Regions from separate parts of the Homo sapiens genome. Here region 2 is linked to region 1. Evidence: chromatin loops called from intact Hi-C (ENCODE). Cell type or tissue: ovary. All regions are shown on one strand. Links, peaks and the distances in the headings refer to the core of each region. The heading gives the core; the rest is flanking DNA. Region 1 holds the start of TMEM275 (transmembrane protein 275). Region 2 has its middle 12 kb from the start of DMBX1.

Region 1 (10,086 bases), core at 647-8,646:
CCACTCTGTTACTTCCACACAGCAGGTGGAGCAGTCTTTACCATCATAAATCAGATCATGTCACTTCCCTGCTTAAAACCCTCCAGTGGGTCCCATCTCACCAAGAATCAAATCCCAACTCCTCACCCGGGCTTACTAAGCCCTCCATGAGCTAAGCAATACCCCCTCCCCGCCTCTCCAGCTTCATCTTCCATCTGTGTCTCAACAGCCTTTCTTTCTTGTTCTGACACACAGAGGCCAGTTCATTCTCACCTTAGGGCTTGGCACTGGCTGTTTCCTGAGCTTGAAATGTTCCTGCTCTAGACCTTTGCATGGCTGACTCACCATTCAGAGCCCAGCTTAAATGCCACCTCTTCAGAGAAAAACCCCCAACCATCCGACAAGTGCCTCTATCTATCACAACATCCTATTGTAATTTTCTGTGTAGTGCTGTTCACTAGCTAAGCTTTTTTGGTCTCATTTGCTCACTTATTTAATTCTTTATTGTCTGTCTCCTCCAAATAGAATGTGAGCTCCCTGAGAGCTTGTTCATCATTATATTCCCTCATAGCAGGGAACATAGCAGGGCTCAGGAATTCTTAAATTAATTAGTAAAAAAAAACGATTCTAAGGCTGGGCACAGTGGCTCACACTTATAATCCCAGCACTTTGGGAGGCCCAGGTGAGAGGACTGCTTGAGCCCAGGGGTTCAATATCAGCCTGGGCAACATAGTGAGACCCTGTCTCTACAAAAAATACAAAAAATTAGCCGGGCATGGTGGGGTGTGCTGGTAGTCCCAGCTACTTGGGAGGCTGAGGTGGGAAGATCACTTGAGCCTGGGAGGTTGAGGCTGCAGTGAGCTGTGATTGTGCCACTGCACACCAGCCTCGGCAACAGAGAGAGATCCTATCTCAAGATAATAATACAAAGAGGTTCTAAGTGGCTGCCCTCATTTCTCCTAGAGGGAGAAGCATGGGGGAAACCTCATTTCCCTTAATGAGCTGCCTTGTCCGGGCCAGCAGTAGTTTCCTTGGGGAGGCAGGGGCCACTCACCACGTGTAGCACCCTAAAGCCCCCCCGCCCCCAGGCCCTGGGGAGTACCCCTCCTTTAGAAGGACCAGCTCTGTGTCCTCTACCACAGTCCCTGTGCCTCTGAGGATAGGCCCTACTGCCTCAATTCTGAGGCTTTCAGGGCCTAGGGTGGGAGTGGAAGGTTTTACCCTCCTTCCAGGGCCGGTCTGCAGCATCCCTGCAGGAACTACTGGTCCCTGCTCAAATTCCCCAAGGTCAGGGAGCTTGATGCTTCTGTGCTGTCAGAATCATGTCCTCTCCTCAACAGAAACCTGCCTCCCAGAGGCCCTTTCAGGGCCTGAAGCCTGCCTGGGAGGGGCCTGCAGAGGTGTGAGACAGAGCACACCCTCCAGCCTCACCATGTGTAGGAGAGTGGGGCTTCCCTAGGGCCTCGCTGGCCATATTGCCCTAGAGGGGCCTGTCCCTGGGTGTCACCCAGGGAAGGGGTGTGAAGTGAGGAGTCCCCACGGTGGCAGACTGGAGCTGTTGGGAAGGTGAGCCCTGGGGCACTGGATCTGGAAAATCTCTTCTGGTGTGCCCGTGGAGGAAGCGGGGCAGAGAAAAGACAAATGATGACCTTCAGCTGGGGGTGTAAGTGGAAGGGACTCCAGGGAGCCAATGTCCCGCCTTCCCTGATCCATTCTACCCACACCATTGATCCATGTCCCACTGCCCTGAGTTTTTATCGTAGGCTCACTCTTCCTCTGCAGCAGCCAGGCTTGCAGAACAGGATCTGGAAGTCTTGTGGGGGAACAGGAAAGAGAATGTAATTCCAGGCATCTAACAGCAGGTGGGAGAGGGGTTCGGCTGAGCCTAGCATTGCAGGGCTAGAATCCTAAGGTGGTAGGAGAAGGGTGGTTCTGACCACACCCCAAGGCTGCATCAGCGGTGGCCCCTCTCACCTACTGCTCTACCACAGCAGCAGGTGGCATCTAAAGCTGCAGACCAATGCACCAGAAGAGACAGGACTGGAGCCTGGGGAAGTGGCCTTCCTTACACACATACAGGGTGGGGTTGGGGAGCTCAGAGAATAGGTCATCAGCTGTAGGTACTGGGAGCTTCAAAGGTTAAGGCCCATTGACACGTGCAAATTAATAGAGATGGCCTGCTCAGCACCTGCTCAGGCAGACTTGCTCTTCTCTAGGTCAGTGGGAGAGGAGACAGCAGGAGAGACAGAGGTGGAGATGGCGCCAGAGGAAGGAAGAGCCCAGGGCTGGTGGGAAGTGTCTGGGTCATGGCAGAGTAGTAGCAAAGCCTGTCTTGGAAACAGAAAGGGAGGCTGGTGATGAAGCCAGGAGTGGATGGGCAGGGAGTCATAGCCAGCCGGGGGCAGTGGGTCAGCATGTGCCCCAGTCACTGCTTGCCTAGGTACCTGCATGGAGACGAAGGGCTGGCCCAGAGTTGCAGTGTCTCCTCCTCAGTCCCCTGACCCCTTTTCTTTTTTGCAAGGCAGCCCCTATTCCTCTACTTGGCCCCCTCACCTACCCCCTCACCTGGACGAACCACAGGCCGGGCCCAAACTCGGCAAGTCCAGCTAGCTTGGGCAGTGTCTGGGCTTTGCACAGCCCCGTGGAGCACTTCTCCCCTCACCCTGCTCAGTGACCATGCCCTCAACCACTACTGCTGCCCTCACACCTCCACATGCATGTGTGATGTCAGACTGTTACCCAAACGCTGCCACTCCCCACCTCTTACAGGAGCCAGGCAATCACACCCACAGTCACACTCCTATGTTCATCCAGTCCCCCAATCTGACCCATCTGTTCCCACATTCATGGGCACACAGTCTTAGATACAGTCTTTTACTCATAGTCACACACTCCTCTCCCTTGAAGCCGCCTTCTAGGTCTCCAGGAGGGGCTGGTACCAGGATGCTCAGGCACTCAGCCACAGGCTGGGAGGGCCCCAGAACCCAGGGTGCTTAGCCAGAGGCCCCACAGCCACCCCTCCCTCCCGGCCTGCACTGTCACAGAGGACTGACTCCAAAGGTGCTTTATTGAGGAGTAAGGCACTGCAGGAATGCATGGTGTGCCACAGTCAGGGTGGGTGGGGGCCAGCATTGCTGGCAGTGAAAGTCACACTAGGACTTTCAGGGCTGCAGAAGCTCCCTCACCACTCACCTCTGTCAGGGCCCCAGTCTCAGCTACTCTTGCTCTTAGTCAGACAGAAAGGGTGGGGAGTGCTCACCCCGGCCCTAATTCTAGGGACCATCCTGGCCCAAGTCAGAGCCACGGCTTCTCAGCCAAATGAATCCCAAAGGTCATGTTGGGGTAGAAACAAGGAAGGTGGGGAGGGGCAGGAGAGGGGACTGGAAGCCTTTCACGGTGTGTGCAAGGACAGAGACAGCCCAGGCTGACATTCAACCCTTCTCCCTCTCTTCCTCCCACCTCACTGGGGGGACTGCTGGTGGTTAGCCCCTTCAGGGTGGGTGCTCCTTGGTTCACAGTGCCCAAATGCCAGGGGGAGGTGGCAGTGTCAGGGTTCCAGGGTCCAGGGGCCTACTTTCAGCAAGCTGGATGGGTAAGGTTTACTAGAGACCAGAGACCCTGTCTAAGGGGCCAAGGCTCTGCTGCTCCCTTCTTTGGGGTGTGACCCCTGACACCATCACCACATTCTACCCAGGAGTTTGGGAGATGGAAAAGATGAGGCCACCTGAGCCCAGCACCAGACCCTTGTAAAAAAGAAAGGAAGGAAGGAAGAAAAGGTTTTCTTTTTTCTTTTTCTTTTCTTTCTTTTCCCCCCTTAAATGGCACTGAAGGAAGGGGAATGAACCCGGACAGCGGAGTCACGGCGGGGCCCTGGTCCGCTAGGGGGCGGCGCGCGCCCGGGGTGGGTTGAGCTGGACTCCTTCCGAGCGCAGCGCGCAGACGGCCGCGGGCGCCGGGGCCTCCAGGGCGAGGGGGCTGGGGCCGGGGCTGGAGCAGCCGGAGGACGCGGCGGAGACGGCAGGGCTGAGCTGCACGGCCGTGGTGTCCTGTGCCGTGGGCTCGCTGCTCTCCATCTCCAGCGCCACGGGCCCGGCGCGGCCGCCACCCTGGCCCGGGCCCGCCGCGGCCGCCGAGCGCCCACGGGGCGCGAGGCCCCGGCGGCTACACACGCAGCAGGCCGCGAAGAAGCCGAGCGCCAGCACCAGCAGCGCCAGCCCCACGACGAGCAGCGCGTTGTGCTCGGGCAAGAAGGAGGCGAAGGCGCCTGCCAGCGTCACGTTCACGCCCGCCAGCAGCGCGCACAGACCGCAGGCGCAGCACAGCGCCGGCGACGGCAGGCCGGGCACCCGGCCCCGGGCGCGTTCCGCGGGCGCCGGGACCGGTGGCCCCTCGCTCTTTTCTGCCGGCGGCATCGGCCTGCGCACGCCAGGCACGCATCAAGCTCCCTCCTGCCGCCGGCCCGGAACAGCCCAACTGCCAGGAGCCTCCTCACGCTGGTCCTGTGGGCAACTGCCAGGAGCCTCCTCACGCTGGTCCTGTGGGCACACAGCAAGAGGGCGGCGTCAGCAGGGTATCTTGACCTCCAGTCCTAGGCTCCGTCTGTAGCTACACTGAGTGCCTGGGTGGGCAGAGGTCATCTTGGCCAGCCCCCTGCCTCTGCCTCTGGGAAGCAACAAACCATCCCATATGTGAAGAATCGACTTGTTTCCCCACCTAGTTCCGGGGGTCCCTCGTGGCCAATCTTGCCATCCTCCCTCTCTCCTCACTTTTTTGTCCTCCAAACAGACGCTGCCCCTCCAACCCCTCTCCTCCAGGAAGCCTACCTGAACTCATTTGAGTGAGATAGTGGCTGGAAAGTGCTCAGCACAGTGTCCAGTTCAGCTTAGGTGCTCATCACATGATAATCATCGTCTTCAGTAGTCCTAACTAGTAAGGCAAATGGCAGCTCTTGGGATTTAGGCAACTCACTCTCTCAAGTGGAAGAGGCCTTGGAAATCATCTGACCTTGCCCCCCACCCCCACCCCCTTATTCAGATGAAGAAACCGAGGCTCCCAGAGGTCTAGCAGTTTATCCAAGATCCAGAACCAGGACCCAAATGACCATGCCACTTGGCCTCAGTATCCCCACCCTAGACTCCGGTAGGCATAGCAATGACACTGACTCTCCTGAACATCAGATGAGGCCCTGGAGTGAGTGGCCACGTGAGAGTGAGGAGCTCCTGATGGTTCAGACGGTCAGTGAGAGGGCACAGTCCCCACATCGGCTGGCTTGGGCTGGAGCAGATCTAAAGCACCAGGGCCCTTTCTAGACTGGGCATTCTATTAAATTCCAATCCTACCTCCATTCCACTCCCCATTGTTTTACTGTTGAACCTGGATTCAAAAGCCTAATTGCTGGATGCTAGAATTCCTTTCTAGGATTCTCTAGATGTCTCTGGTTCTGGGATCTATCACTGGATTCTAGAATTCTGGAAATGCATGCAGAAACAAGAGTAATAAAATTAGAGTCTAGGGATTTATGATTTCTATTTGAGAATTCTGTTCTATAACGCATAAGATCATAGTTGGTACAAAGGCCCTCAAAGGACGAGATCTTAGCTAGTGAGCTGTGTTAGAATTGTGGGGAAAAAATGCCAGAAAAGGGTCCTGGATGGGGATGAAAGGGAAGTAATCAGATGGTACCGCGGGTCTGAGGGGAGCATGCAGGGTGAGGAGCAGTGAGTGAGTGTGACCTTCACAGGGGGCCTGACTCTCCTGCTTCCATCTTCTCTTCTGTAATGTGGGGCTAATCATAGAACCCACCTCATAGGGTACAGTGATAATTAAATACTTTAAGCTAAATAAAGCGCTTAGAACAGTGAGTATTTAATAAATGTTAACCATGCCCTTGTGGTGCTGGTTGACAGAGAAGGGAGTCATGAAGTCTCAAATCTGGGAGGTTGGTCATGTTGGTTTTGGAAACAGAAAAGTTGGGCTGTCTCCCAGGTGGAGGTACCTTTCTGAGTGTCCAAACCCTATACCCAGTGGAGATGGAGAAAGCTTGATGACTGAGTGAAAATGAAGGCTAGTGTCAGATCCTTCACTTGCAACACACAGGATGCGCAGGTCAGAGGACTTGAAAGGCCACCTCCAGGCCTGTCCAGAGCTGATGACTCCAGGGCTCCCTCTCCTGGCACCATGCTGAGAGGTGGCAGCCCTACTGAGACTCTAGCCAGAATCACCTTGTTGCCGTACCAAGCTGGCAGGAAGTCAGAAATCCCCAAATCTTAGCAAAGAAAGCACATGTTGACCCTTGAGGGCATCTACAGACCACAGATTCCTGAGGAAGCTCCTCATCTGCATGAACATTTGCTCTCTAACCTGCTGCTGATGGTCCTGCCAGGCAGGGATAGCAACCACTAAAAGGGTACAGCAGTTTACAGTTTGCAAAGCACTTTTACATCTATGACATCACAATCTACTACTGCTTGATGCCTATTAATAGCCATATTTTGGCTGGGCTTGGTGGCTCACACCTGTAATCCCAGCACTTTGGGAGGCTGAGGCAGGCAGATCACTTGAGCTTGGGAGTTTGTGACCAGCCTGGGCAACATGGCAAAACCCTGCATCTATTTATTTTTTTTTATGAATAAAAAAAATTAAAAAAAATGTTTTTAATAGCCACATTTTGCAACTGAGGAGACTGAGGCTCAGAGAGGGAAGTGGATTGGGGCTCTGGTGGCTGGACTAAAAGGAAGAATAGACATTCTGAGACCAGAGTCAGAAAACAGATGAGCTGGCTCACACCCCACACAATCTTGCTTAATTTTAAAGAGAAGGATTTGATCCTCGGAGGGGCTGTGAGATTCCCAAATCTTCCCCTTTCAAGCCTCTCCCCAACCTCATTCATCAACATCTGACATAATCTGAAAAAGGCAGGGGTTCCCTTCCTGTGGGGAGGGCTCAGTATGAGGGTGCCCCGATGGAGAGGAGGGAGTCTGGTTCACCTCACTTCACATCAGCCTCCTGGAAGCTGACACTGGATGAGGGTCAGGAAGGCCCTGCGGGCTGGAGAGTCCAGGGATCTTGCCTCTCCTTTTTTTTTTTTTTTTTTTTTGAGATAGAGTCTTGCACTGTCACTTGGGCTGGAGTGCAGTGGCGCAGTCTCAGCTTACTGCAACCTCCGACTCCTGGGTTCAAGTGATTCTCTTGCCTCAGCCTACTGAGTAGCTGGGATTACAGGCACCCAACACCATGCCCAGATAATTTTTTTTTTTTTTAGTAGAGACGGGGTTTCACCATGTTAGCCAGGCTGATCTCGAACTCCTGGCCTCGTGATCCACCTGCCTCAGCCTCCCAAAGTGCTGGGATTACAGGTGTGAGCCACTGCGCCCGGCCAAGATCTTGCTTCTTTTCCCATACGGGGAAGACTCTCCTTTGCCTTTAGGTTTTAGCAGTTTTACTGTGATGTGCCTAAGTGAGTTTTTCTTTGTATTTATCCTTCTTTGTAGATATTTGCTTTGTATGTATCCTTCCTGGTGCTTCTACAATCTGTGGCTGCATCATATCACCCCACAGTTCAGGAAACATGTCAGCTCTTATCTTTTCCCCATTCTCTTTCTCCTCTCCTTCTGGGACCTTCATTGCTTGTATGTTCAGCCATTTGCTATTGCCCCACATGTCTCTTTTACACTTTATTCTATATTTTCTAGGCTTTTCCTTCCTTCCTTCTGTTTCAGTCTGGATATTTTTCTACTGAAATATTTTTCTACTATCTAGTTTACTAATCCTATTTTCACATGTGTCTTTTCTGCTGCTAAATCCATCAACGGAGTTATTGATTTCATTTGTTATAACTTTTCAGTTCTGGAATTTCCACTAGATTCTTTTTCATAGATTCCAGTTTTCTATTGAAAGATTCCCTTGTTGTTAATTTTCTTGAACATATTAAACCTTCTAGAGTCCATATCTGAAAACTCCAACATCTGGATCTCCAGTGGGCTTGTTTCTATTGTCTGTTTTATTGCTCTTGTCTGTTTTATTGCTTTTGTTCATTTGGTCTTATCTCCTGAAATGCCAGATAATTTTTTATTGAATGTCCAACATTGTGTATAAAAACTTACAGAGCTAGCATGAGGCTCTGAATGATGCCATCTTTCTCCAGAGGGGATTTACTTTTGCTTCTGACAGGCACTTAAAGGAGGACAGGCCACTTTAACCCAATCGAGGATTATACTGATTGGAAACTTTGTTCCAGTCTTCCTGAGTCTAGTCTATATCTGGTTAGCCATTATTCCTAGAGTGTTTCTTTGGTCTTCCCAATAAAAACTGTTCCCTTTTTAGTCCCCAAATTCAAATTTGACTCCCCAGTCTCATGACCACTGCCTCCTACAAACTGGAAAATGCCTTTAGGGAAAAATCAAAATCTAGTATTACTTCTCTCCACAATCTTGGCCCCCTCAAGTCCTCAGTGCCTTCGTAGCTCTCCCATGCCTTTAAACAGATTTCTTAAATGCTTAATCCAGCTTTTAAAGTTATCCTCAGCAGGTAAATTGGTCTGATAGAAGCTAGTCTACTTTAGCCAGAAACAGAAGTCTAGATGATAATCTGAAATTAGCACAATTAGATCTACAACTAAGTTATGCTATGCTAAGCACTTATAATAATATCCAATTTAATTTTTACAACATAAGATTAAGTATTACTTTTACATCTCCATTTTACAGATGAGGAAACTGAGACAGAAAAAGATTAAGTAAACTCATCCCAAACCGCTCAATTGCAGTGTGGTGCCAGGATTTGAAATCTGGTGTACTGATCCAAAGCCTGAGCTCTCAACCTAGCACAGTGCTAGATTTGCTAAATGTTTGTTGAATGACTGAGGCACAGGGCACAGGCTCTTCTGAGGCCCTGTAGATAAGCTCCTGTAATTAGAACTTACACTGCTCAAACGTCAACCACAGAGGAAGACAGGTTTTCTCTGGTTCAAGGAAGGTAAAAATCACTTTGCTTCTTCCTTGGTTTAGCAAACTAGGTTCAACAGAAAATAATTCCAGCCCAGGGGCTGAGCTTCTAAGTGCTAATTGCTAATGAATGATTGATTCTTATCTGCTCCTGGGAGGCAGAGTGACTATAAGACAAAAGGACCTCTGCCCTGGGCACAAAAAGGACTAAGAACATGTGGGTGTTGGGCTTATTCCCGAGGTTGCCCTCCGCCCTGGTTAATTGGGATCTGGGAGTGTGCAGGGGTGAGGTGTTGAGGCTGCTCAGCTGTTGTAATTCAATTTGCACCACCATTTCATCTGGTGGACTGTGGCCTCCTGTGGCTGCTGTTGCAGTGTTGGTTCTATTTTGTTGTGGGTGTTCTGGCTAGCTCTGTTGTGGGGTGTCCTTGGCACTGTTCACTAAATCTTTCTGGTTTTCCACTCTACTGAGCACAGGTTAAGATTGTACTTTCTGGCTAATTTGTGATTAGGTGGCACTGTGTGACGTTCTGGCCAGGGAATTGTGACACGTGCCACTTCCAGGCTGGCCTATTGGATTATGGAAGCAGGACTCTGAGTTGATGCTATTGCTCTCCCCAGTCCTCTAAGCCCCTTCTATTTCATTCCAAGTCCAGCCTTCAACCCCAGTGCCTGAGCAGGAGGGAGGGACATTGCTCTGACTCTTGAGTTGCGAGGACTGGAAGACCTTCACTTTAGTGAGTACTCCAAGCTGCTGAGCCCATGGAGATCATCTAGTTCAATCCCTAAATCTTCAGAAGTGGGAAACTGAAGCTTGGAGTAGAGGAGGGCTAGGGCCAAGCCAGACCAGAACCAGGCCCTTTCCCAACCAGCCAGGGCTCTGAACACTGCCATTCAGCTGCCCATGACCCTGGCCAAGCAATTCACCCTCCCTGCTGCCCTGCCTCTGGTTAGGGAGGCCTCATGGTCTCTGCATGGGGAGTCCAGTCCACAAGCAGTTTGGGGGAGGAGCAGACACTGGTTGGGCAGCCTGGGAGAGCTGGGGTCCCTCTCTGGGCCTTTGTTGTCTGAATGTGAAGGGAGGGGTATAATGAGGTTATTGTCCCCAAACTGAGGTCCCTCATCAATCAATCTGCTGCCCCACCCTCAACTACTTGAGGTTTGT
Region 2 (10,086 bases), core at 719-8,718, 56 kb before region 1:
AAAGTAGGCCCTAATGGGAGATAGGTTGACTTCTGGTTCTGACATTAGCCGTGTGACCCCAGGCAACTTATTTAACTTTTCTCTGCCTCAGTTTCCTCTCCCATAAAATAGGGATGCTAATAATGCCTACCTCATAGAGTTCTTGTGAGGATTAAATGAGTTAATAAAATCTACACAATACTTAGACTAGTGCCTGGCCCATAATAAATACTATCTAAGTGATAGCTGCTATTACTTGTTTTTTGTTTGTTTGTTTGTTTGTTTTTGTTTTTTTTGTTTTTTTTAGATGGAGTCTCAGTTTGTCGCCCAGGCTGGCATGCAGTGGCGAGATCTCGGCTCACTGCAACCTCACCTCCTAAGTTCAAGTGATTCTCTTGCCTCAGCCTCCCTTAGTAGCTGGGATTACAGGCGCATGCCACCACACCCAGCTAATTTTTGTATTTTTAGTAGAGACAGGGTTTCATCATGTTGGCCAGGCTGGTCTCGAACTCCTGACCTCAGGTTATCCACCCACCTCCTGATCTCAGGTGATCTGCCCACCTCAGCCTCCCAAAGTGCTGGGATTACAGGCATGAGCCACTGCGCCTGGCCTGCTATTTCTGTTAAGGAGGGCAGTGGAGGTGGTGATGATGAAGGTGGGAGTGGTGGCAATGAAGTTGATAATGGTGAGAATAGGGATAATAATAATGAGGATAAGATTTATTGAGTACTAACTATGTACCCTGCACTATTCTAAGTACTTTATATGTAATAACTTGTTTAATCATGACAGCCCTCTGAGGTGGCTAATATTACCCTCATTTAAAGACTATGAAACTTAGACACCGAGGGGTTAAAATATGTGATCCAAGGCGACACAGCTAGTAAATGGAGGTGCTCCAGAGCCTGTGCTCATAACCATTGCTAAGTGGGGATGAGGATGGAGTTGGTGATAGCAGTAGTGATTATGGTGTCCTTGTGGAAGCAGGGTTGGGGGTGGAGACCATGGTCGAGGTGGCCTGGGCAGCAGTGGCTGTGGTGATGACAGGAGGAGGCGGCAGTGAAGTGCTGATGGAGGAGGTGAAGGTGATGGGGTCTGCGGGGGCAGTGAAGGCCGGCTACAAGAACACCCACTGCCCAGCTCCCAGCAGGGCTTTGCAGCTGCTGCTATGAGGCTGTGCTCTGAGAGCAGGGAGGACAGCAAGGAGCTCACTTTCTGTTCAGCAGCTGGGGGTTGTAGGTCCCAGACAGTGAAGTGGAATGGAAACAGGCAGACTCAGGGTAGAGGGGTAGAGGGGTAGAGGGATGTGCAGGGTTTTCCACTGGCTCTCCACCCTTTCCCCGCAATTTGGCATTCTCTGACCCCATAACTACCAAGTCTGCACGCTCCATGCCAGGGCCTGATCTGCACTAATGGAGCAGACAGCAGCAGAGGTAAGCTGCCCACCCCATCTGAGAACCTCCCTGCCTCGCGCCCGCCCAGTGCCAACTCTGGTCTGCTTCTCGCTTGCTGCTGCGCTGAGGGGAAGCCTTAATAGAGAATCCGCCTCTGTGCCGCCGCCCCCCACCCGCCAGCCCATCCCTATTATCAACACCATCAACGGCGGCAAATGACACTCTCGGAATCTTGACTCCAATCTGATGCCTGGTCCCCGGAGCCGCAGAGAGGCGCAGGCCAGCCAGGCTGGGGGCGCTGGGGAGGGTATGTGCAGTAATAGGATGTGGCCGAGGATGGTCTATTAGCAGCAGCGCAACCGCTGATGAGCCCCCTCCCTAGCCCCTTGGCGTCCCCATCCCCGCTCAGCCAGGCACAGCAAGAGGCCTGGGGGCTGCTGGGGTGGGGAGCAGGAAGGAAGGCAGCTGCGGGGGTGGGGCTAGGCTAAGCCATCCTCAAGTCCAGACATCAGGCTCTCTTGGGGGGACATGGGGATAGGAGGGGGAATCTGAAGAAATGAGGCCACTCAGACACTTCCTTCTGACCATGTGTCTGGGGAGGAAGAGGAGTAGGGGAGCAAGTGGTCTGTCTGAAGGTGGGTGATTTTTCCTGTTGCTCCCTGGGAGCAGCCTGGGGTTTCAGGTCTAAGGAGCCTCAAGGAACATGCCATCCAGCCTTCCTTCTCTGGCCTCACCTGGAAATCTCTCTGGCATGGGAAGCTCAGCACCTCCCTGGGCTGCCTCTCTCATTGCTAAGTGCCTCCTCATTTGGAGTACTGATTGGTCTTTCAGGACTTACTTTAGATCAAGATTTACCTTAGACCAAGACCCCTCCGAGGCCCTCACCCCACAACCAAGACAACCTTCCAGGGTTTTGGAGCCAGAAGGTAGGTCTCATTTGCTCACCTGGGCCCTCATCCCTCCTCCTGGCCACAGATCTTCTGATTGATGTATAGTATGTGTGTGGAAATGTTATAAGAGTCTGGGGGTGGATGGCTGGACCCACTACAGGGCCCTAGAGAGGCAGGGGAGATAGTGGAAGGAGCCCTGGGTGAGTGCAGGACACCCGGGTTCCAACCCAGATCATCTGCTGGTGACCATGGGTGAGTTACCCACATGGCTCACCCTAGTCTGCCTCCCCACAACAACCCCTCAACAAAGGCCTGCCAGGCAAGGTGGCTCACGCCTGTAATCCTAGCACTTTGGGAGGCCGAGGTGGGTGGATCCCTTGAGGACAGGAGTTCGAGATTAGCCTGGACAACACAGTGAAACCCCATCTCTACTAAAAATACAAAAATTAGGCGGGTGTGGTGGTGGATGTCTGTAATCTCAGCCACTCAGGAGGCTGAGGCAGGAGAGTTGCTTGAACTTGGGAGGCAGAGGTTGGCCACTGCACTTCAGCCTGGGCAACAGAGCGAGACTCCATCTCAAAAAAACAAAACAACAATGCAAAAAAAACAAAAACAAAAACAAAACAAAGGCCATGGCTGAGAAAAGGGGATGATGAAGTCAGCTTCTCTCCCTCAGGGGACTGGGTAGATCAATGCTTTAGGGGGTAAAAGTTATGAATTTGGGGCTGGACAGTCTATAAGCATAGTCTAATTAATACTCCTTCCACCCATGCATACACAGCACCACGTGGATAGAAGAAAATGAGGCAGAGTAGAAAGTGGGATTGGAGCCGGGCACAGTGGCTCATACCTGGAATCCCAACACTTTGGGAGGCCAAGGCGGGAAGATTGCTTTAGCCTAGGAGTTCGACACCAGCCTGGGCAACATGGTGAAACCCCGTCTCTACTAAAAATACAAAAAATTAGCCAGTAGCTGGGACTATAGATGGTACACACTTACAGTCCCAGCTACTTGGGAGGCTGAGGTGGGAGAATCACTTGAGCCGGAAAAGGGTAGGTAGGTGGGGTTTGAGGCTGCCAGTGAGCTGTGGCTGATTGCACCACTGCACACCAGCCTGGGCAATAGAGTGACATCCTGTCTTAAAAAAAAAAAAGAAAAAGAAAGAAAGAAAAGAAAAAGAAAAAAAGAAAGAGGGCTCTTGGGCCTGACTGTGTGTGCTGGGGTACACCATGGAGGGGCTGGAAGGCAGGGTTCTGTCCTGTCCTGAAGGGTGCCTGGTAGGCTAGGAGCCTTGGCACTTGGGCCAGCTGGACAAAGCTCCCTTCTGGGCTTCACAACAGGAGAGAAAGGCTGGGCCTGCCTTAGAGAGGACCCTTGGGACAGGCCAGAGAGGGAGGGAGAGGAGCCAAGCCTGGCTCACAAACCTCCCCTGACCCCTGCCAGGTCTGGGCCTCAGACCACGGCACTGAACTCAATCTGTTCTGCCCACTGCCCCCACCATGTCTCATAGTCCAGAGGCTACAGATGTCCAAGCTGTTTGCCTCTGCTGAGTGGCCACCCTCAGTGCCCCCAGCAGGGGCCTAGCCATCAGTCACAAGGCTGCCAGTCCTCAGGGCTGGACATGCAGAGCTGGATGTGGACCAGTGGATGGCAGGCAGCAGGGGGCACTGACTGCTACGCATGGGCTGCCTTGGAGGCCTCCCTATGCCTTCCCTGCCCCCTTTTCTCTCCCCCAGCCCACCTGTGCCCTCACCTGTGCCCATATCTCCATTCCCCTGTCACCTGGGTCTACTTTACCTGCCATGTCTCTGGGCCCTTCTCACCTGTGCCCCTCTGATTTGTCCCCTCTCTCTTCCTTCATCAGATCCCTCTCCCTTACCCCTCCTCTCCAGTCTCAGGGCCACTTCACCCCAGACTGACTTCTCCTGTTTCCTGTGTCGGTCTCTCCCTCCCGCTCCGTACCTTAGGGGTGGAAAAGTCAAGATTCAGCCTTTGAAACTCCATCTTTCCAACCTTGCTGCCCTTACCTCAGCCTGGCCCTCTCCTTTTCGAGGCAGCTGCCAGTGGGGGAATTGGAACATCAAGGCAGAATGGGTTTTTTGACCCAACCACGGGCATGTGGAGGTGAGAGGTGAAGGCCTTGTGTGATTGCGGGAGTACATAAAGAGCCTGGGAGGGGCACCCAGGGGAGAGGGTGCAGTTCTGAGAGCCAGACAGCAGGGGGCGGCCGATCCTTGGTGACGTCTGGTTTGTTCCTGTTCTTCAACCCCCTGGCTGGAATTACCCAAAGGGGTAAGTGTTGAGTACATTGTGGGTGGAACCCTAGGGCCCTCAGAAGGGGCAAGCTTTCTCCCAGTCTGAAGTTGGTCCTGGATTGTTAGCTTTTTAAAGAAACCCTTATCTGTTACCCCCAAAACCCCTCTCTATTTGAAATCCTGCAAGGGATGAGTGAGCTTGGGGTTTAGACCCTTGGAGGAAAGGGAGGGGAAAAACGCATTTTGGTTTTCCTGGGGAGCGCTATCTCCTCTGTCCTCAATCCTCAGGGAGGCTGGCATCTTGCCTCTTAAATGGTCCTATTTTGGGTTACAGAAGGAGTAAGAGTCTCCCTCCCAGCCCCCAAAGAATCCCCCTCTCTCATCTACAGGCAGCGTCCTCGCTCCACGGAACTCTCATACCTACACCAGCTCTGGAAGGGAGCAAGCCCAGGGCGTTCCCTATAGACCTCCTGTCCTGTGCTAATTGGCACAGAGGAGGGAGAAGGGTCTGGGAGGAGTGGGCCCTCCGTATGTGACAGTGTGACAGCAGGTGCATTCACCGTGTGTGCACAGGTGTGTGTGTATGAGAGAACCACAGTCCGGTCTGTTCTGTCGGTGAGTCCTGACATGAGTGTTTCAGTGCTCCCTTACCCCACTTTTGAGGAAGGAGCTGAGCCTGAGTGTGAGGTCACAGCAACTGTGTGTGACACTGATGCCAATTAGGTGGAGTAGCCCTCTGGGGCCTGCGTCACCACCCTCTTTGTCCTCAGTGCCTGCAAACTCACTATTAAAGTTTTTATCCTCGGGAAGGAAGGCACTGCCTCAGATTTTGAATAATATAATTATTATATTACATTAATAATGTGATGGGACAGCATGAGAACCCAATGTACTGGAGGGGACCCAGGAAACTGGACACAGAGGGTGGCAAGGGAGACTTCCTGAAGAAGGCTAGACTTGATGGGGAGGGGTCTTTCAGATATCCCTGTGACTGCAGACAGGAGGAACGGCCTGGTGCAGTCATTTTAGGTCCCGTAAACACCTTTCTGGGCCTCCCATGATGCTGGGAACTGGAACTGAGATCCTCAGGGTAACACGCCACCCCTCCCAAGCAGGCCATGGGAGGTTGGTAAATATTGTAATCAGATTAGTGGAGTGGAGACAGCAGAAACTATGGTGGGAAAATGCTCTGGGCTGGCCTGGCCCCCACCTCTCTCCTGGGAATCCACCCTCTTGCCCTGCCCACCTCCTCCCCTGTGGGCCCCAAGGCCATCCTGGCTCCTCAGTGACCCCTGCCAGCCTGGGTGACCCACCTGGCACCTGGCCCTCTCTGAGCCTAGTGGAGGTTTCTGCATCCTGGGTCTCCTCAGCTTAGGAGAGCGATGGGGCAGTAGAATGCCCAGCCCTGTTAACACCCTCTTCCCTAAGAAACTAGCCCTTTGGGCTGCTTTTCTCAAGCCATGGAGCCCAGGAGAGACCCCTGCCCCTTCCTCTGGCCGTGATGCTGCTCACCTGTGAGACCGGCATGAAGCATCAGGAGTTCAAAGTGGTCATGGGTGGAGAGAGTGTCTGGTACACGACACAGGTTTAATCAGGGTCGAGTCAGAATCACTTCCCTCTTCCGTCTTCTCATGGCCAAACTGAGCACAGGTCTGGGTCCCTGGGGTACTGGGAAGCCTGGTCAGGTGGAATGGCATAGGGCAGAGTGAGGCAGATGCATCCCACGGAAAGGTAGGGGTGTCTGCCCAGCTCAGGAGGGGAAGGGCTGGGAGAACAGGGCTGGCATTCTGTGGAGCCTGGGGTGGGGAACTGGGGGAGAAAAGCTGAAAGGTTGTGAGATGGAGAGTTAAGGATTGTGGGCTGAGAATCAGGAGAGGTGGATATTGGGTGGCTGAGGGGCTGGGAGTCTGGGGTCCTAAGGAATGGGATGATATTGGGAGGGGCTGAGGATTTTGGATATTGGGAAACTTAGGGGCTGAGAATTAAGAACTGGGGTCCTGGGGGGGGCTAGGGTGGTAGGGCCTGAGGAGACCAGGTTAAGGTGTTTGGAGGCTGAGGAACTAGCAGGCCAGTGTAGCTGACACGGGGGGAAAGGAAGTGGAGAAACATGCTCATGGACAGAGAAGGGTGTCCATGGGTGGATGGCAGGCTGTGCCCAACAGTCCTAGGCCAGGCCTCCCTCAGCCCCTGTGGCCGTGCTGGGGCCATGGGGGCGGGCAGCGGGCCTCTCCTTGTCGGGCTGTCAGAGCGGGTTAGGCTCGGGGAATTGGTTCTCTGGATCATCTCCCGGGAGCCAGCCCCTCCTGGCAGCTTTGTTTGGCAAAAGCGCAGGGATTAGCAGGGCTGCCCCCACACCACCTCCCGGCCGCTAGCTCCTGGCGCTTTCATCCCTGAAGGTCGCTAAAGCCGAAGTGCTTTGAGATTAGGCCCCACAAAGGGGCCCCTTGTGCTCCAGCCAAGCCTTAGGGGCAGGGAGGGGAGGGGGTCCCGAGAGCTCAGTGCAGGCCAAGCCCCTGAGATAAATCCTTTTCTCTGTCCCTGTCGCATCCCAAAGGGTCCCCCAGGCCAAAGGCCAAAGACCCCTCTGACCCCCCTAGCCCCAGCTCAGAGACTGTATCCCCAGTCGAACCTGGTAAGGGAGCATCCCAGGCCCAGCCAGCCTGGCCCAGAATATCAGCATCCACCTGTGGTCATTTCAGGGTGGAGGTGGACGAGGGAGTAGAGCAAGAAGGGCTGCAGGTCTCAGGGTAGCAGTTGGAGTGGGTCTAGATCACAGAGTGAGAAGGAACATCAGTCTGCACTGCTCACTGAGCAGATGGGGAGACCAACCAGGGCTCAGGATAAGAAGGGGCTTGCCTCAGGTCACACCAAGTTGCTGGCCAAGCTGAGGCAGGAATGTAGTGAGCTCCCCCTTTTCACCAGGTGTTTGAACCCAGGCTAGAGGTCAGCAGGTGTTCTTGATGGGGAAGGGGCAGTTTTGTGCTTTCTATGTAGAAGAGAATGGTGTTTCACATGTTTGCATTTCATGGGCCAGCAAAAAATGTTTTAAATATGAGTTCCAGAATAAAATTGCCAGCTATTAATTTTGCCATATAAGGGCACAGATGGAAAACTACTAACTGCTGTCAGCATCATTTTATTAAAAAGAGGATATTTTAGAATCAAAAAAGTAAAAAAGACATAATCCCAGAATAGAGAGGATAGATCTTCAAATTGAATAGATGTAGCTTTATGAAAATTTTCCTATAAAAACCTTATTTTTCTTATTTATTGGTATTTGGATGAAAATGTTTTGGGGATCCTAGACCGAGCAATCTTGGAGAGGTTCCCCACCCCAGAGGGCTAAGGCTCCTAGGCCCTATGCACTCAGGTCTCCTAGATTAGAGCTCTGCCTACTCCTCTGTGTCGGGGTGGAGTGGGGGAGGGGGTAGTTGTTTCAGGTCTAGTGCTGGGAAGACTGGGCTGCTGCTTTGGGGGCTCTGCTGAGAGGACAGCCTTGGCCTTGGCCCTCTCATTGGCAAGGAGACTTACGGAGAGGAGGGGGAGGGAGCAACCCTGACTGTGGGTCGATAGACGAAAATTTCTCCCTGTCCTCTTGCTCGTAAAATGTTTGTGGCCAACATATTGCACAACATTCCCAGAGAGGCCACAAAAGGCAGTGCTGGGCTGGCAGGGTCAAATGGTGCTCACGGAGCCCAGCCCCTCTTCTTGGCCCCCTGGCTGGGTCAAACTGTGGGGCTGGTCATAGGGAGGGGTCCACAGTAATTGGGGAGGTGGTGGTGGGTATATAGGATTAGCCTGAGGAACATCAAAGGTGCTCAAGAAATCCCTTGTGAGAAAGTGTTCACAGGGAGGGGGTTGCCAATGACAGTGAAGAACTGATAGTATTAGCTGATACTTATGTGGCATTTCCCACATACCAGGCATGGTGCTAAGTGGTAACTCATTTAGCACAATCTTTATAACAAACCGAGGGGGTAAGCATGATTATTTCCCCCATTTTCCAAATAAGAAAACTGAGGCACAGAGGTTGACTTGCCCAAGGTCACAGCTAGTAAGTAGCAGAGCCTGGTGAGGAAGCATCCCTCCCTCATCCCCCTGAATTTGAACCCAGGCAGTCTGGCTCCAGAGTCCATGCATTTAATTACCATGCACGCTATAATGCTGTATTGTGGTTCTAAGCAAGAGATACTTCAGAGTTCCCACCATCCCTTGGCCCTACCCTTCCAACTTCAAGATAGCTCCTCCTGGGATTTGGAGACATCAAGAGGTGCTCGTCATCTTGCAGACACTGGGTAAAATGGTAATGTCTCCTTGCCTAGTTGTGGCAGTTTAAAAAAAACACGCCCACAAATTCTTTGATAACTTCTTCCTTTGAGAGGTGGAGCTTAATTCTCTTCTCCTTGAATATGGGATGGACTTGGTGACTTGCTTATAATGAATAGAATATGACAAAGTGGCAGGATGTCACTTTTGAGATTAGCCTATAAAAGACTACAGCTTCTGTCCCCCCCGCCTCTGTCCCTCTCTCTCTCTCACTCTCTCTCTGTCTCTTTCTCTCTGATCCATCTCAGCCACCATATAAAGAAGTCCAGGCTATACTCCTAGAGGCCACATGCAAGAGAACTGAGGCATCCCAGCTGACAGCCAGCACCAACTGCCGGGCATGTGAGTGAACTTTCCTAGAATACGACCCTCCAGCTCCCATCAATCAAGACTGAAGATGATATAGCCCTGGACAGTGCGGCTTGACTGCAGCCTCATGAGACACCCAGAGTCAGACCACCCAGCTAAGCTGCTCCTGGATTTCTGACCCTCAGAAACTATGATACAATAAATATTTGTTGCAAGCCACTAAGTTTGGGGGTAATTTGTTATGCAGCAATGGATAACTGATAAACCTCACCAGTCTCACTATTGGGAATCTCATCATTAGAGTTTCACCCTGTGAGTGGGTTAAGTCACAATCTCCCCCATGACTCTCCCAACCCTGAGGTAAATAACAACTGGGCTAATGCAGATTATCTGAATCAGATAATGGCTAGAGGACACCTCCAATCCAGTTAGGAGATGCCATGCTGAGGATGGCATGTTGCTGCTTAATCATTCGTAATTCTTAATCTTGATCATTCTCAACTCACCCAGGGCTGGGCCAGGTGTCACAAGCAGGTGTACAAGCAGCTTTGATAGAGTCATACTTCATAGCTTTCCTATATGGCTGGTTCCTTCCAGGAAAAACCATCCCTTGCTTTAGTTGACAGTGAGAGGGGCAGGGCTGTCTTGGGGATGAGGAATTGAGGAGCACTGGGCTTTGGCCATAGTAGGGCCCAGGCTCCACAGATCCCATCTTTTGGGCTCTCTCCATTCTCTGCTTGTAGTGGCCACAGCTGCATTTGTGGGACTCCTCAGCATCTTCCAACCTCCTTTCAGAGTCCCAACCCCTGGTTGCTCAGTGACCCAGTGTTGGAAGTTAGCACAGTGTGACCGTGCACATCTCAGTGTCCCAGTGTGTATGCGTGAGTGTGTGCAGACATGGAATGGGAGGTATCTGTGTGTAGTGTGTGCT

The links. Hi-C counts contacts between places; a loop is a spot of excess contacts. Peaks named below come from ENCODE experiments on the same cell type or tissue, not always from the same donor. Only the 100,000 strongest peaks of a DNase experiment are listed, where the experiment ranks them.
Region 2: it touches region 1 in a loop (2.3-fold over the local background); 86 of 110 quality-filtered maps call a loop at or near these places.

What each region holds. Positions count from the first base shown.
Region 1 is chr1:46,529,137-46,539,222 of GRCh38, forward strand. TMEM275 (transmembrane protein 275) reads right to left here and starts at 6,379. Exons shown (of 4, transcript NM_001396071.1): 1 at 5,975-6,379; 2 at 5,319-5,447; 3 at 4,803-4,905; 4 at 3,030-4,514. The coding sequence starts at 4,391. The coding sequence ends at 3,858. MKNK1-AS1 (MKNK1 antisense RNA 1) reads left to right here and starts at 9,560. Exons shown (of 8, transcript NR_038403.1): 1 at 9,560-9,658. RefSeq lists silencers at 3,844-4,043, 4,174-4,263 and a cis regulatory region at 6,906-7,002. In ovary, for the core only: a CTCF peak has its summit at 3,854 (motif pointing right); DNase peaks (open chromatin) are centred at 3,875 and 4,483; H3K4me3 peaks cover 881 bases; H3K27ac peaks cover 1,116 bases.
Region 2 is chr1:46,473,116-46,483,201 of GRCh38, forward strand. No RefSeq gene overlaps it. Among named protein-coding and RNA genes, the nearest start is that of DMBX1, 12 kb to the right of the region's middle. In ovary, for the core only: a CTCF peak has its summit at 4,475 (motif pointing right); a DNase peak (open chromatin) is centred at 4,476.